Linked DNA regions of Mus musculus: region 1 is linked to region 2. Evidence: chromatin loops called from intact Hi-C (ENCODE). Cell type or tissue: gastrocnemius. All regions are shown on one strand. Links, peaks and the distances in the headings refer to the core of each region. The heading gives the core; the rest is flanking DNA.

Region 1 (8,742 bases), core at 238-8,237, 60 kb after region 2:
CTCCTCCTCCTCCTCCTCCTTCTTCTTCTTCTTCTTCTTCTTCTTCTTCTTCTTCTTCTTCTTCTTCTTCTTCTTCTTTTAACAACAGATAGATTCCACCACAGAAATCCACAATGGTCAAAATGCAGCAAACAAAGGACTGTGAGTACCCATCTCCTATAGATGTATCTAGCATTCAACCTCTAAACCTAAGATTCACAGAGGAAGCAATGGGAAGACTGTAAGAGTCAGAGGATCAGCACTGTCACAACATAGTGTCCTCTCTATGCAACAGGGAATTGCACTCATGAAATGTGAACAAGACCTAGACAACGACAACACCAACTGACATCCCAGCGTGGATGGGAGCATCACACAAGGACCCACCCCTAGATAAAGAGCTACAGGCTGCTAAGAGATGGATCAGTCTTCTCCAGGGCCAAGCACACGGATGGGTGTCCAGTCCCAAGAGATCAACGCTAAACACATGTACATATGAGCAACACTAAGTGGACTCAGCTGGTTGTATTTATATGCACTTATGTAAATGGATAAATAGACAGCCAGGCAGGTAGGCAGGCAGAAGACAGACAGGCAAACAGACATCTAAGAATGATAAAGAAGAAAAGGTCATGAAAGTTGAGTCGGAATAGGGGGAGCAGAGAAGTTGGAGGGGAAATAGTGTGTGGTGGAAATGATGTAAATACAGCACTCACATGAAATTCATAAAGTTAAAATGATCTTTTTTTCAAGAGAGAATGATAAATTCAACTGTGGAGGGTTCCACAATGTAGTAAAGCCAATTAAATAGCCAGCACATCCTAATTCATGATACCTAGTCCCCCAAATACTATGTATATGAATTCATATGTCATTTTGGATGGCAAAAAAAAAATGAAGGGATGTATGATAGACTTAGCTTTACCATGCCTGGGATGAGCCAGTACACTGTGAAGTGTTTAATGGTCATCTTTATTACTTCCAGGCTTCTCCTGAGCCTCAGACCCTTAATTCAACGAGAGTGCAGCCATTACAAGTATTGTTTTACCAAGCTTCCTGTTACTGTAATAAAATACCCAAGGCAATGAACTTTAAAAGACAGAAGGTTTATTTTGGTTCACAGTTTTAGAGACTTCAGTCCCATGTCATATTGGTCCCATGTCTTTCATCCTCCAGCAAGACAATATGTCATGGTGGGGAGCAGCAAAGCTTCTCACTTCATGACCAAGATAGGAAAGAGAAAAGAACCAAAATTCGGATTCAAGGGCATACGCTCAATACATTCAACCAAGGCCAGGATTTCAAATGAGCCACCTCAGTTGAGAACAAGGATCAAAGAAACGAGCCAGGTACCAGGACATGGCTTCCTGAGAGGTCATAAAACCTGAGCCAGTGTTGGAGGGAAAATGTCCCAAGACGTTCTGAGGTGAATGCAGAGGGGACTCTATGGTGTCAAATAGAAAGGGGGAGAGATTTGATTATGCACACACCCATTCACTTGGGTCTCACACATTTTAATGGAACGGAATAGATTTGAGGTTTTTGATGTTCTGGAAGTTATCAACATTGAAGGATAGAGCTAAGGCAGTGAGTTTTAGAATCTGAACATGGAATGTTTACCTTCACTTGAGAAGTCTCTTGTTAGATCCCAGTTTATCTATTCAAGAGGAAGCAGTAACTTCTGGCAGGCTGTAACGGTAGCTTTTTATTCACATCAACAGCAGAGAGAAGCACTATGTAGATCCTACATTAACAAGTTCTGAAGCCAAATAGATGACTTTCTAAAGGACCAGACATGAACTTGAAACCAACAGCTTGTCAATATTAATCTACAAAACTTGGTAATATTAAGTAGTATTTTCAGTGATAACCAAGAGAGTAAAGGATTGCAGCGAAATACTAAGGTCACAAAGATACTTAATGACTACCCAGAGCAATCTACCCTTTATTTTGTAGAAGGAGCTGATGTCAGGGAAGTTATTTTTTTCTTTTAGTTATAAAACCTAACTGATGATAAACCCCAGGTCACCTCTCTTCCAGTGGTCACTTTTTCCTCAAGGCTTTCAGCTCAGCCTTTTGACTCCACCCAGCAGAGGAACTAGCAATGCAGCTCTGGTGTCTCCATCGGAACCTTCCTCTGTCTTGGAAGCAGAAGCACGCAGCTGAGAACCTGTGAGTTAAGAGGCACTCCCATTTTCTGCAGTGATATAGGCAGGCCAGGGGCCCAGAGGCCCAGAAGAGCACATGACTGGAGGGTGCAATAGAGTACCAACCAGCCCTCATCTCCCCTTATTTGCTAGCTGATGCATTTGAAAGAAATCAACAAGGGTTCTGGTTCCTCAAAGTTGGGAGAAAGCAACAGTGCCTGTCAGCAGGAGCAAGGACTGGTCAATGAGATAAAGAAATCAGTTCAAGGAAGAGGTGGACAAGCATTTCCATGAGCCCAACAAAACCGAAGCTGAATTCATCGGGATCCTTTCTGGTCCCATGAAAGCCTTATCTCTCAGCCATAGTTTTGTATTCGTCTTCTTAATGGAGCCCTTTCAAACTGCATAGGTGCAGGCTCCTGATGATAGGATGTACTCAACAGTTTGATGTCCCCTAAAAATGCGTTGCAATTGCCTGTGGCTTGTTTTGTTAACTGTTGCAAGTTCAAATGACCACTTTCTGGCCCTCCTTTCCCAATGACATCAATAATAGGATGTGAAGCAGAAGAGATAATGTTGAAAGTTCTACAAGCTAAGTGATAGATAGTCTTTTTCATATGAATATTTAGGATCTCTTTCCTCTTAGTTTATTATTGAATTTAATTTAACAGTTTCTGTTGAAATTATATTTCTGAGCAACAAGGATAATTTAAGAAGCAATTACAAATGAGATGTTCAATAGAGCTGTTTTGCATATTTATTGCATTTTCATATCTTGGAAACAGGATAGAGGTAAAAAACAATGAAATCTTGATTTCTATTTAGATAGAGATTTATCATTATTTGTGAGATATGTCCACCATGGTTTTACTTTAAAACCACAAATAAAGTTTTAACAATGGGCATTTTTCTTGTTGAGAGGTCTGTGGTCAGACTAAACATCTCACAGAACCTGATTAGATCCTGAGGTTTTCAAATTCAATATTCAGCAAGTATAGAGCACTTCTTTGGCCATAAGAAATAATTAAGAACTTCGGGGCTGATGTAACTTGCCTGAGCCTGCTTCACTTTCTATGATGACATGATAATCAGACATAACCTCTTCTTGTATTGTGTCCCGTCACACATAGGTTTGAGGCAGAATAAATCACTCATGATTAATCTTTTCACAATCTAGGTGGCATTGCTTTAAGGTTTTTCCATCATCAAGGTCTTCATTTGCCAATAGTCAAGTTAGAGAAATTTTATGTTATTGAATTCTTTCCTTTTCCTCCCAATTATCTTGAATCCAGAAAAGTAGACACTCTGTCATTATATGAAGACAAAGGAACATTGAATACTTAATTATACAACAGCCAGAACTGTCCATTGTGTATTCATTCTTATAATAGATTGCTGGAGGGTGAATTAGCATATTTAGTTTGAAATCTTGTGAGATATAAATGGGGTTGTTTTAGTGGCTACTCTTTGCATGTCAGCGTCAGAGTACAAAGATGGCTGCTGTAAAATAGCACAGAGCTCCCACTAGTATGTAGGAGAGTGTTCCCTAAGTGAATCACATGATAAGCTGTGGTTGACGATGTCTAAAATCCACCTTTTCTGAGCTCCCGCAGTGTCCCTGTGATCCTACAGACTTGCTTCCCTAGCAACAACTTTTTCCACATGGAAATCTGAAAATCAAATACGCAAAAGCCATTGAGTCGTAGCATTCTCTATAGTGTTTCTTTACTGGAAGAGATCTCCAAAGGTCACCTAGTTCGTCCCATCTCCAGCCAGGACTCTTCCTAATACTGAATATAGCTGTATAGTGATCTGCATTAAGAAAGCTTTTAAAGATCCCTGGGGTTGGTCAAAAAATAGCTAATATTGGCCTGATTCATAGAACAGCATTATATGAATGTCAAAATAGCCACCTTCATCAAGGAAGACATCCATCAGGGCTGTTAAGTGCTAGGGCCAGCTTCATGAGAAACACACTTTACTTTCTCAGAGAACGGGTGGTAGATTAAAGAAATGATCCAGGGTGGTAGTAGTTTTTGTTTAGGTAGTTCAATGCTTGTCTAAAAGGAAAGACTAGTCATGTCAAAGACCACAGCAGGAAACTCTTAGAGGTGACTACAGAGGAGCAATTAAGTAGGACTTCTAACAAGTCTTTTCAAACAGCTGTAGAATGCAGAGAGGAAGCAGCTGTTTTAAGCAAGATCTGATCCGCATCAAGTTATTGAGAGGCAAATAATAAAACATGAGAATAATATCAACAGACCTACTCATAAAGTGATCTCCTCCCCCCCCCCTCCAACAGCTGAGGTTGTTAGAACTTGAATTCTTTCAACTCCATGAGATGGTAGATGAGGACAAGAATTCAGGTGCAATTTCACATTCCTATCACATTGCTGCGTATCAAGAAAAGTCATCGTCCACTGTTGTCTAGACTTTTGAGTTATCAGAGTTGGCGTGCTTGTACTACAGCCTAAACATAATAGCATACAGTTTCTGTGGGACTCATTTGCACCTTTAAGTCTTTCTGTTGAGCTATCTAGAAGTCTTAAGGAAGTGGGGAGAAAGTAGGAGAAACATCCTAACTTGATAAAGTACCCACTTGCTTATATGTGTTTCTATTGCACTTTTCTTCCCCGTTTATGTAACTGCGAGGTAGCCCAGGAGCCCTGCTGACTGTGGGCACCTTCTGCAGAAGGGAGACTAAGTGAAAAATAAGAGTAGAGGGTTTTGTGTTTTGTTTATTTGTAATCTACCCTCTGGCCAGATTTCAAGTTGTACCTCTTCTAAGAAATTAATTTAAAAATATTCCACTGTTAAAAACAGACAAGTAGCCAGTGGTTTTGGCTCACACCTTTAATTCAAGCACTTGGGAGGCAGAGGCAGGAGCATTTCTGTGAGTTCAAGGCCAACGTGGTCTACAGAGTGAGTTGCAAGACAGCCAGGGCTACCCAACCTTGCCTCAGAAAACTAAAACAAACAAACAAACAAACAAACAAACAAGCACCAGACAAGTACCCTGTGTTCTCAGCCAGAGCCTGATCTGGCTTATAGGAAAAGAATGCTGGCTTATAGGAAGAGGATGCTCTTAATTCTGGCTCCTCTCAGCCTCCTTTAGATAGGAAATCGGCCAATGGGAACTTTTGGGTGGGCAGCGGCTTTGCTCAGAGAACACAAAGGATAAAGAAACAAAGTCTTCAGGTCACCTTTCCACTTCCTTTTGTGACAACAGGAGAAAAAGAAAAAGGAGATCTCCCCAAGTGTCTCTGGATTTTCAGCAGTCCTGTAATGGGCTCCCAGCCCTTGAGTTAATGTGCATGTCCACCATAAAGCTCAGGGGAAAGAACTATTTCCGTAGTGTTTTGAATTTAGCAGAGTAGCTCTCTGCTATGTACATCAGATTTGCCCAGATAATTATGGATTATTTGCTTTGTGCTTACAACCTGTAAGAAGCGTTACTTTTGCCGGGCGTAGTGGTCCATGCACACTCTTAATTCCAGCACTCAGGATACAGAAACAAGCAGATCTCAGAGTTCAAGGCCAGCCTGGTCTACAGAGTGAGTTCCAGAACAGTTAGGGCTACAAAGAGAAACTCTTATAAAACAAAACAAAACAAAACAAAAACAAAAAACAACGAAGAGGAGACGGTGATGGTGGGGGTGGTACTTTTAGGTCCCCAATGTAAATAAACTCCCATTTTGAAACTGGATCAGCTTAAGGAATCAAAATGAAAGGGATGTAAGAAAAGGCAGAGAATAGTAGATTCTGTAACTTTTATTACCAAAAAAAAAAAAAAAAAGTCAAAATCTTTACATGCTATGCATGACATTAAATGTCATATATAAGGTTCACTGCAAGCAAATCTTTAAAAAATATACATACTGTATATATTTACACTTCAAGTTTGAGTAACTGATGCCAAGGTATAATTCAGATTCTAATCCTTACCTACCCTGTGGATTTGTTCCGCTACTAACTAAACAGTGATTGTGTTTCTTCACCCAGGCACACGAAGAGGTAGGAGCGCCACTTTAAATAAACAAACTGGAGCACAATATGAAGATCATCATTGAAGCAGCTTAGCTACATAGAGGAAACCCTAGCTAGCTTTGATCATCTCAGGAAGCTGAATATATGTAGTCTGTCCAGGAAATTAAAACTGAAACAACTTCAGAGAGATACGTTTCTGACCACACTAGACTAAGAAGGCCTGCCACTCTGCACCCGAGAATTTTAAGTGGCTCACATAGCAGCGTTTAGGCAGGTAGCTAAGACACCTTTCCTCCCCATGAGGCAAAAATAATATGCGAATAAAAGATATCAAATATATATCTCTATACACAGCCTCTGGAACTCAGAAGCCAATTTAGACAATTCCTTTGCCAAGTAAAATCCGTATTAATTTCTACCCATGCCCACCTCCAGCCCAAACTAAGCTCTCAAGTCTATTCAAAGGTGGGGAGCAGTCTGTGACTTCTGTAGACCCAAGGTCCTCAGCCTTAAGAGTGGGCCTCAGGAAGGCTCTTGAGCCTGAGAAGGGCTTCCTAGATTCCGGCCAGATTTGATGGGACTTGTTTCTGACCGGGGAAGCTTAATCGAGGCCACAGAGGCAGCTGTGGCCAGAAGCCCCTCTCGTTCCCTCTTCTTCTGCTTCATCCTACGGTTCTGGAACCAGATTTTGACCTGGGTGTCATTCAGCTGTAAACAGTTGGCTATCTCGATGCGTCGGGCTCTAGTTAGGTACTTATTGAAATGAAACTCTTTCTCTAGCTCTGTCAGTTGCTTGGTGCTGAAATTTGTGCGGATGGCACTGGGAGGGCTTGTGGCTCCATATTCGGACAGTTTGCCTGCAACATAAAGACAAGGTGTGAGCAGGAGGAGGAGATGCTGAAACTATCCAGTGGAGCTAAGACTTAGAATCAAAGTCACAGCGCAGCCCTCCTGAGTGATGGACACAGCTGAACCAGAAGAAGCGCTCTGCTGAGGCCTCTCAGCTCCTGGGGCATTTTCTGACCCTGGGCTCTGACCAGGGCTTAGGAGTAGAATCTCTCTCCAGGGTTGGTGGCCACACGCTCCCGGCTCTTCACGAAGGAGGCGCCCCCCCCCCCCGAACCCCCAGGTGCCTCCCCTCAGCGCCCACCTCCTTACTTTTCTTGGGGGCGTTCCTCTTCACTTTCATCCACTCGAAAGTGCTGTGGGCGGCCGGGAGGCTGGAGGTGGGAGAGGCCGGCTTGGGGCAGGCTCCAGGGGCCGGGGACACAGTCTGAAAGGGCCCGGGGTGGCCGTCTGCGGGCTCCTTGAGACACGCGGGGAAGGGGCCAGGCTCGCCAAAGGCAGCGAAGTCCACCTGGCCGCTGAGCAGGAATGATCCCCCGCCGGAGAAGACCGCCGAGGTGGCATAGTGGACGTGCGCCCCGCCCTCGTCCGCCGCTCTCCCAAGTGCGCCCGGGAAGTCAAACGCCGGCCCGGACCCCAAGAAGCCATACTCGGCGGCAGAGGCAGGTGCGGCGCCCCGCTCGTAGGCGCCTTCCAGGGTGCAGGGCGCGTACCGGGGCGCGGCGGGCTGTGGGACCGGGGACTGAGCGGGGCCTGCGGGAGGCGACGGCGTGGGCCGAGCGGTGGCCAGGGGCAGGCAGCTCACGAAGGCGCCGTCTCCGCTGCCCAGGGGGAAGGCCGGCTGCAGGGCCACAGGGCGCGCGTCGGCGCGGCAGAACTTGGGTGCGAAGCCGAGCACGTCGCCGCCTACCCCTCCGCTGCCACCGCCCGCGGCGCACGACACGTACTCCAGGTAAGAGCTCATGGCTCGCTCCGCACGACCTAGGCGCCGCACCCTGCAGGTCTGCGCAGCTCCGCCTTCCCGCTACCCCCGCTGCCCTCGCCGAGCCATGGCGAGCGAGCCCGAGGTAAATAGTGGCTTCATATACCGGCGGCGGCAGCCACGTGGCGCCAGCCAGCCAATCGGCGCCTTCCCCGCACTGGCCGGTCCCGACTGGAGTGCGGTTCCACGCGCCTGCCTTGCTGCCAACTTAGCCAAAGTGGCTGAGGGGCCTCCGCCCAGCTCGGGGGAGAGCGGCGCCGGCGGAAGGGCGGGGCGAGAGCCCTGGACATCAGCTCCTGGGACAGGTATTGCGGGAGAAAGGCAGGGAAGGGCGAGGGATGCAGCGGTCAGGGCTGGTCCCTCTCGGGACCCCTTGGGCTATTTCCCGGGGAATGATGGGCGAGCCTGGATGATGCTGGGTAACAGTATTGCTTTTGCCCTGAGGGGACTCTACCCAGCCCTCCCTCTGAGAAGGTCAAGTTACTCTTGCCCCTCTTTGGGGGGGGGGGGGTGCATTCGGGTTTCCTTGACCCAGAAATCCCTCTTGTCCTAAACCTAGAACAGACATTCCTTGCATCTTCCCTCTTTTCTGCCTCACCAATGACTCCTGGGACCACCTAGGCCGGGGGGGGGGGCCGCGGGGGCGCGGGGGGTGAAATCATTTTCACTAGCTTTTCTTTGCACCATTCCCCCCCGCCCCCAGAATTTATCCTCTTCAGCTCCCCTTCCAATTTGTGGCGACGTGGTGAGAATGGATGTTTGTAGTGTCAGTGTCGATTTGGGCAGAAAATAAGTTTGGAT
Region 2 (8,742 bases), core at 483-8,482:
AGGTTTTGGTTCACAGGAGGGAACTGCCTTGGACCTGTGGTGAAGCAGGTATATCAGAACAAACTGTTCACTTCATGGTGAAGACTCAGCAAAAGAGACAAAGGTCTCACAATCAGCACCTCTTAAAGTTTCTACCAATGCCACAAGTTCCCAATGCCACAGAGGGGATCAAAACTTTGAATAACATGGGTCTTTGGGGAGCATTGCAGACCCACACTAAAGCAGCTTACATGAACATGTCCTTTACAAATCAGACTCCCAGGGAAGGGACTGCAGAAATATCACACACACACACGCACACGCACAAAGAAATATCACAGGTACCAGATAAACAGTAAGATGCCTTAAATATTTCCAAAAGAAATATCAAAATGTATGCTAGCTCATGACCACTGGAAGGGAGAATAGCCAAACTATCATATATATTAAAACTCAGAGTCCTCAATTATAAAAAAAGAAAAATTCATAATTATTATTAAAACAGAACTATGTAAACATGTATCTCTATCTTACAAGTTAACCTCTTCCTTCTAAGAATACTAAATTATGACCAGAAACAAAATACTGTGGATAGCTGTTGGATCTAAGTTACATTTATAAATCACTTGAAGGTCAAGGTTAAACCCAGAATACCTTCTCTTCAGTTCTTGACTAAGTACAATCTTTTAATTTGAAAATTTAGTCACTTAAATTACAAAAGTAAAACAGGCTCACTATAGTAATCCAGATAAACCGGAAACATGACTCCTCCATTTTCTATCGTCATCTGTCATCCTCTCCTATTTTCTTGAAACTCCTAAGGAGAATTAGTTGAATTGTTCTGAAAGTTTTTCTTTGCTTAGGTAAGCATATATGTTCTGTCCGAACAGAACTTATTTAATAAGTTCATACACGACATATATAATACTACAACTTTTTACTTAATATAATTCTAGCTTGAAAGCTAACACATATCACATCTCTTTACCGTCAATACCTTTAAACACCCAAGTATACACATTGCTTTTATCATTCTATTTTATTATTATTCTTCCCACCACCAAGCCAGGATCTCTCTATATGGCCCAGACTATACCTGAACTGGCAATCCTCCTGCCTCTGCCTCCCTACTGCTACTATTACAAGTGTTCATCAGCATGTCAGAAATAAATTTGCCTTTTCAAATGACAAACATAATATTTTTAACACAGGTACAGAGTATATAAGGATTAAATCAAGCTACTTAACATATCCATAATCAATGCATCAACTTTCTTGTAGTAACATTAGAAATCTTTCCTTTTGGCTATTTTGAAATATACATTTGTGCTGGTAGGTTTCTGTCAAGTTTTCACAAACGTAGACATATTTTGGAAGTGTGAAGTCATTGAAAAAATTCTTCCATCAGACTGGTCTGTGGGCAAGTCTGTGGGGCACTTCCTTTATTAATGACTGATACCTGAGAGTCCAGTTCACTGTGGGTGGTGTGCCTACCCCTAGGCAGGTGGTCCTGGGTTGGTTGTATAAGAAAGCAGGATAAGAAAGCTACAGGGAACAAGTCAGTAAACAGTGGTCCTCCTCCTCCATAGTTGCCTGCCCAGGCTTCCCTTCATGATAGACTATGATTCAACTATAAACTGAAATACACCCTTCCTTCTTTTGGTCACAGCAATAGAAATCTAAGAAAGACAACATTACTACCACTTGTAGTCACCGTGAGAGGAAACAAACAGAAAACACACACACACACACACACACACACACACACTCATTCATTCCTTGAGTTTAAATGATTCATGTCACCATGAATGAAATAATTACCTTCCTGTTAAGAATATCTAGTATTCTTTTGTATATATGCCCATCTCTTTGATCCATTCGTCTGCTGACAGACACCTGGTTTGCTTCCATATCTTGGCTATTATGATTAGTGCTAACAATGGAATACTCTCTAACAACTCATTTATTTTAGGTACTGTTGAAACTGTTTGATTGGTATATCATAATCTGATATACATCTGAGACATCCTTATGTTTTTTACTAGTAGAAATAATGCTATAATGAAGATTATTGTATAGTTCTTTGAGGAATTGGTCCTCAAATGTCTATCAAATAAATCCACATACAGATGATTTCTGGATTAGAATATAATATCTTTGGAAATATTGCTAGGTTAGGCTCCTAAAGGGAGCCTAATTTACACTCACTAAAAGTGAGAAAGTAAGATTTCTCTACTCTATATGCCCCTGACAATACTAGAGATTATCATATTCACTTTTGCCTAAATTGAAAAATTATCAGTTACTCGTGGAGGGCAACTTTTCACCTGGTCATTCTCTAGTTGTATTTCTCCTTTTATGAAATACTTATTCAGAATTTTTTGCCTTTCTTTTGGGAGTTTTTGTTATAATTAAATGTTTTTCTTATTATATATATACATATATATAGTGGAGATTTATTTATATTTATGGTGGAGATTTTATTGTTGTTGTTTGTTTTGCTTCAAACATGTTCTCCCTATAAAGCCCAGCCAGGCTGGCTACCCTCAAGCCTGTAATAGTCTCTTGTCTCAGCCTCCCAAGTGCTTGTGACTACAAGCAAGAGCCCCACACCCAGCTCTTCATGGTGTCTTTTTTTTTAATATTTTTTTATTACATATTTTCCTCAATTACATTTCCAATGCTATCCCAAAAGTCCCCCATACCCTCCCCACCCCCAACTCCCCTACCCACCCATTCCCACTTTTTGGCCCTGGCGTTCCCCTGTACTGGGGCATATAAAGTTTGCAAGTCCAATGGGCCTCTCTTTCCAGTGATGGCCGACTAGGCCATCTTTTGATACATATGCAGCTAGAGTCAAGAGCTCCGGGGTACTGGTTAGTTCATAATGTTGTTGCACCTACAGGGTTGCAGATCTCTTTAGCTCCTTGGATACTTTCTCTAGCTCCTCCATTGGGGGCCCTGTGATCCATCCAATAGCTGACTGTGAGCATCCACTTATGTGTTTGCTAGGCCCCGGCCTAGTCTCACAAGAGACAGCTATATCAGGGTCCTTTTAGCAAACGCTTGCTAGTGTATGCAATGGTGTCATCGTTTGGAGGCTAATTATGGGATGGATCCCTGGATATGGCAGTCTCTAGCTGGTCCATCCTTTTGTCTCAGCTCCAAATTTTGTCTCTGTAACTCCTTCCATGGGTGATTGTTTCCAATTCTGAGAAGGGGCAAAGTATCCACACTTTGGTCTTTGTTCTTCTTCAGTTTCATGTGTTTTGCAAATTGTATCTTATATCTCCGGTATACTAAGTTTCTGGGCTAATATCCACTTATCAGTGAGTACATATCATTTGAGTTCTTTTGTGATTGTGTTACCTCACTCAGGATGATGCCCTCCAGGTCCCATGGTGTCTTTTAACATCAAAAACTTTCTATATTCTTATACAACCATTTCGATTATGGAATGTATACTCCATGTTTTGCTTAGAAACTCCTGCTATCCAATCTTACAAAAATAATACCCTGTATTTGCCCTTGTTTTTTTCCCTATTATTTTATTGTAAGTTCGTTTGTGCTACATTTAAATCTTTAATACATCGAGAATTAATTCATGCTATATTTTGACTTAGGAGCTGTTCCTATACTACTTTCTATTTACTGAACTATCTAGCTTTAAATATGTCCTACTACCATAACAGACCACTACAAGCACCTTAAGACAAATACAAACTTCCTGGGGATTTGTAAACTTCACTAACTGAGGTAGAATTCTGAACTTATCAAAAGTTTATCAAATACCATTTCTTGTTTTCTTGTTGAAAAGAAATCACACATTGGATATATACATTCAGAATACAAACATATACTGTGAAATGATTTATGACATAGTATCAGTCTAAAATAAACCACTGACCTCAAGTCAGAGGCCTGACTTTTTCAACCTCACTGATAAAGTCAGAGAGAAACATTACTTGAAATCTGTGTTATTTACTCAAGTCATGGGTATTTAAAGAGAACTGACAGACAGGTCCTAGGATACAATGGGAAACAAAATTCCCTGCTTTCATGAAGCTTACAATCTCTCTTCTATCCTCTCTCCTATAAAATGCTATTTTAAAGGAAATCTAAGTTCACACAAATTCAATACAATGGAAAGCGTTTCGAAAAGTTGATAACACATTATACTTTCATTTCCAATGTACTACTTTACCCCAAATACGACTGTTTATCTTAGTGACTATCTCCTCATTCGAACGTTGAAAACACTGCTGGAATTAACATTCATCCCATTAACTTGACTCTTTTTTTCTATCATAGCCACTTTCGCCAAAATAAAAACTTCAATACGAATGTGTGTGTGTGTGTGTGTGTGTGTGTGTCAAAAGATGTTTACTTTCTTTAAACTTCATGCCCATTAAGAATAATTCAAAGAATCCCACAGACTTTGCAAATGGCTTGGAGAACAACTCGGGTGACCCATCAACAACAGGTAAAGAAGGGCAGCTCAAGAGTGACAGTCACCTTAAACTTGAGAACCCAAGAGCAGAGAGGCTGCCCTATTCCCACGGAAACCTTGGGGGAGGCGAGGACCCAACCCGTGGCCACGCCCCCACCTCGATCCCCAGCCCCGGGCCTCCGCCACCTAAACCGCGGAGTCGGGGAACAAAGCGCCGCGGAGGGAGTGAGGTCAGGACTCTGTCCCTGCAGGGTGACCTTGGCCATGTGTCCTCAGTTTCCTCATCCAGAAAGTGAGGCCAAGCCTCCATGGCCGCTGCCGCCTCCACCCGGGCTGTAGACTCAGCACCCTCGACCCACGGCTACAGGGAAACTCCAGCCCTCCGCCTCCCCACGCGGATCCCCGCCGCCACCCACGCCGCCCCGTCGGCGCCCACACGGGCTACCTGCGATCTGGGAGACGAACGCTTCCGCCACCAGAGACATGTCGGCTGCGAGGTCCTGCGCGCGCGCCTGAGCTCCGCGGCGCTCGGCGCCCTCCCGCGCGACCTCGGCGGCCTTCCCCCGGCAGCTGACGAGCTTCGCTGGGCCAACGCTAAGACGAGCAGAGCTCACCTCGGCAGCGGTGGCTCGGCCCGCAAGGTTACCGCCAGGCCGACCAAGCACTTCCGGCGTCGCTGACAACGCGCGCCGGCACTTCCGGCTGCTCCGCCCCGCGCGCTCCGGACCTGCGAGAGCCCTAAGAGAGCAGGCTCTCTGGCTAGAGTCTTTTGGATTTGATTGCAACCTTTCAGCAGTTCAACAAGACAGAAACAGCTTCAAGAGGTTCAAGTGCCTGGTCTGGTTCTACTGGAGCCCAGAAACTCAGGAATTCTCTCAATTCCACTAACTGTAGGATTCGGGGTCCATAGACTGATATTAGTGTTGGTTATTTGTTCAAATGCGCTAGCCAGAAGGAGGCTTACACAGCTTGTGAGCTGAGACATAATTTAATCTTTCAACTCCAAGCACCCAAAATGAAGCTTGGAGAATAAAGCACTTCAATTACTTGTTTCTGAGTGTAGAAGGAACAAGAGTAAAAGGAAGGGCGCTAGATCCCTTGAATCTTTCCTCTTAGTCTAATCTTTTTTTTTTTTAACTATAGGTTACAATTGACCAAAAATCATAAATATTACAGAATTAGAAAATTAGAAGCATAAAGTTACACTTGATTTCAGAAATCATTTGGTGAGCCAAAGCCCCCTTTCGCTGATGAGAACATGGCTCGGAGAGGTGAGACGATGTTGTTGTGTGTGTGTGTCAGTGTATAGACCCAAGACAACTTTTGGTACTTAGTTCTCTCCAACCATGTGGGTTCCAGGGATCCAACTCAAGTCTTCAGGCTCGGTAGCATAGCCCATACACACACATGCATCAGCTTGTACAGTGGTCAGTGTCTCAGTACCTCTTCAGTTGCTCTCCATCCTCTATTTTGAGATAGGGTCTCTCACTGAGAATCTGGAGCACAAGGATTAGGCTGGCCAACAACACTCGGAACTTGGTCTGTCCCTGCCCACCTCCCACCCAACCCTAGAGTAAACTACTGTACCTGGCCTGCCTCTGCCTCCCGAGTGCTGGGATTAAAGGTGTGCACCACCACGCCTGGCGATTTTGTTTCTTGTCCACAGATCTCTGACCCTCCATTACAGTTTATTGTCTAAATTTCTGTTCATATACTTAAGTAGTATATTGCTTTCTTAGAGGTGCGGGACAGATTATCACACACTGGGTGTTTAAAACAACGGATGCATTTACTCTCTGGTTCTGGAAGCTAGAAGTCTGAGGTTAAAGTGTTGGCAAGACGATGCTTGCTCTCAAGGACATAGAAATAAATGTCCTTCCTCCATCTGCCCAGCTTCTAGGATTTCCAGGGTTCCTGGGCATTCCATGGCTTTAGACAAGTCATTTCCACCTTTGCTCCCACCATTAGGCAACATTCTCCCTTGCATCTGTTTGTCCAAACTTCTGTCTTCCACTGAAGGCACCAGCCAATGGATTAAGGCCTACTCATTTTTTTTATGACCTCTTCTTGGTTTTATCTGCAGAGCCAATTTGCAAATATGGTCACATCCATAAATACCAGAGGCTAGTATATAGAAGTCTTCTCAGAGGACATAAAATGGTAAGAAGTTTTGAAGAGTAAACCAGAGCAGGTATCAGTAGCCCCCACAGCAAATGAGAAGTCTATTCAACCAAACTTAAGCTTCCTCATTTAAATAGACACAAAGTACTTCTGAAAGCATCTTTTTCTCTGCCTGAAGTTCAGAGTTCATGAGAGGCTTATAGAAACACAAGGAAGATGGTAGGATGCCATCTGTTTGTGCTGAGGGAGGAAACCCCAACAGTGTATGTGGCACCCAGTTTCCTCCTCATCCTGAGGTTGATATTGACCCAGAGAAATGAGCTGTTGTAGGTATCTTCCTGCCAATCAACCCTTCCATTCTTGTCCTTTACACAAGGGATTTTATGTACGTACGGCTTTGAAAAACTGGAAGTCTATTGTCACATCAAGTTGTGCTGGCCTCTTTTATCCGTTGCCTTTCTGAAGCTATAGATGCTATGCTCTGACTGTTTTGGATCAGATGTAGTGTCCTATCCCAGGATTTGACTGGGAAAACAATAAGCAAGTGTGAGGGGTAGAGGTGAGCCCCAAATGGAGAAGGATGCTAGAGTCAGAGGCTGGAGACAGATTGGGGAGCAAGAGAGCGAGAGTCAGACAAATGGAATGATTCTGCAGTTTCAGTCGGCATGCTACACAGGAACACAGATAAACAGGGGCTGGGGTGCCTCTGAAGCACTGGGTTAAGACACTCTGCCTTTGCTACTAAAGCAAGTGTCTTAACCTGCCCTAGATGCTAGAAGAAAATACCTTAGACTGGTTAAGGTTAATTTGTCTTTTTCTTTTTTTTTTTAAGCAGAGTCTTTCTACATAGCCCTGGCTGCCTGGCTGTCCTAGAACTATGTAAACCAGGCTGGCCTCAAATTTACAGACGTTCCTACCTCTGCCTCTAGAGGATTAAAGGTATGATCCACCACACCTAGCTAGACTGGGTCATTTTTAAGCAGCAGGTTTATTGCTCAGTTTGAAAAGCTCTTCAATCCAAAACCAAGGCTTCTGTAGATCCAATGTCTGGTAGGGAAAGGAGGACTCGTAAAGGAAAGGCACTAGATCCCATGAGTCTTCTTCCCTCTTAGCCTGATCGTTTTTTAAATTATAGGTTACAATTGAAGAAAAATCATAAGTATTAGGGAATTGGAAGCGTGAAGTAACACTTGTAATAGAAGCGTGAAGCTACATTTTTTAAAAAAAGCAACTTTTTTTTGTACAAGTGTTGTAATAAGGCTTTTAATTCCATGTGAGGAAGGAACCCTCCCAAAGCTGTCTCTCTCTTAAATACTATCATATTGCTGATTGAGTTTCAACATTTGAATTTGATGGGGTACCAGCATTCAGACCGCAGAAGCTAGCCTTTTGAAAAAGAAAATTAAAAATGAGATCTGCTGGGGTACTGTCTGTACTCGGGTTTCCTTTTTTCTTTTTTTATTGTAGGCAAGGATGCTGAATCCTCCACAGCATATGGATTTACTTGTTTCTCTCTGACTGACAGTTCTTTTGCTTCCCACACAAGCGAATTTAGGCTGAGGAGAATGTGTAATGTGGGAGGTCTTTATTACTAAAAATTAAATCCAATAAGATGCAGATGTCCTGACGGTGCCCACAAACAAGCTTCGTTTGTAAGAAAGAGCCAACTGGAGAAAATATATTTATGCATCTGTATTAGAACAACTGGCAGATTTAAAACTGAAGATCTGTTTAAGATCACCACAATTAAGGGAAATACAAGAAAACAAGCCACTGGAATTTTTAAGAATGGGGTTATGAAACAAAAGTGCTGTAGAATCCATATGTTACTATAAGGATAGTCACACGATTATTGAAAATAAATTATTAATGCATGACATTAGCAGTCTTATTGTTTGCCCTAATAAAATCATTTACTTGCCAAATTATTCTGTCATAGAATAGTTGCATGTCTCCAACCTAGACTTTATGTTACTGAATTACATGTAAGAAAATGCTCAATTATTGGGTTATGTAAACATAAAATACTACGACATTTTATGTACATTTCATTTTTTTGACAGAATATTAAGACTTTGTAAGTATTTTTGAAGGATGTCTTCAAGAGAAAACTCTTATCTGTGATCCCGTCAAAAGGAAATTATTGCTTTGATAATGAAATAGTAAGCTCTAGGCTTCTTAAGTTAGTTCCC

The links. Peaks named below come from ENCODE experiments on the same cell type or tissue, not always from the same donor. Only the 100,000 strongest peaks of a DNase experiment are listed, where the experiment ranks them.
Region 1: a loop joins it to region 2, with 2.4 times the contacts of the local background. A loop is called at or near these places in 3 of 42 quality-filtered maps.

Annotation. Positions count from the first base shown.
Region 1 is chr2:74,762,283-74,771,024 of GRCm38, reverse strand. It overlaps Hoxd1 (homeobox D1), which reads right to left and starts at 8,045. Exons shown (of 2, transcript NM_010467.2): 1 at 7,272-8,045; 2 at 5,883-6,970. The coding sequence starts at 7,923. The coding sequence ends at 6,636. It overlaps Haglr (Hoxd antisense growth associated long non-coding RNA), which reads left to right and starts at 8,129. Exons shown (of 3, transcript NR_110445.1): 1 at 8,129-8,246. In gastrocnemius, for the core only: no CTCF peak of the experiment used is centred there; a DNase peak (open chromatin) is centred at 8,103; H3K4me3 peaks cover 977 bases.
Region 2 is chr2:74,822,176-74,830,917 of GRCm38, reverse strand. It overlaps Mtx2 (metaxin 2), which reads right to left and starts at 5,106. Exons shown (of 10, transcript NM_016804.4): 1 at 4,875-5,106. The coding sequence starts at 4,914. In gastrocnemius, for the core only: no CTCF peak of the experiment used is centred there; DNase peaks (open chromatin) are centred at 4,664 and 5,079; H3K4me3 peaks cover 2,047 bases; H3K27ac peaks cover 1,682 bases.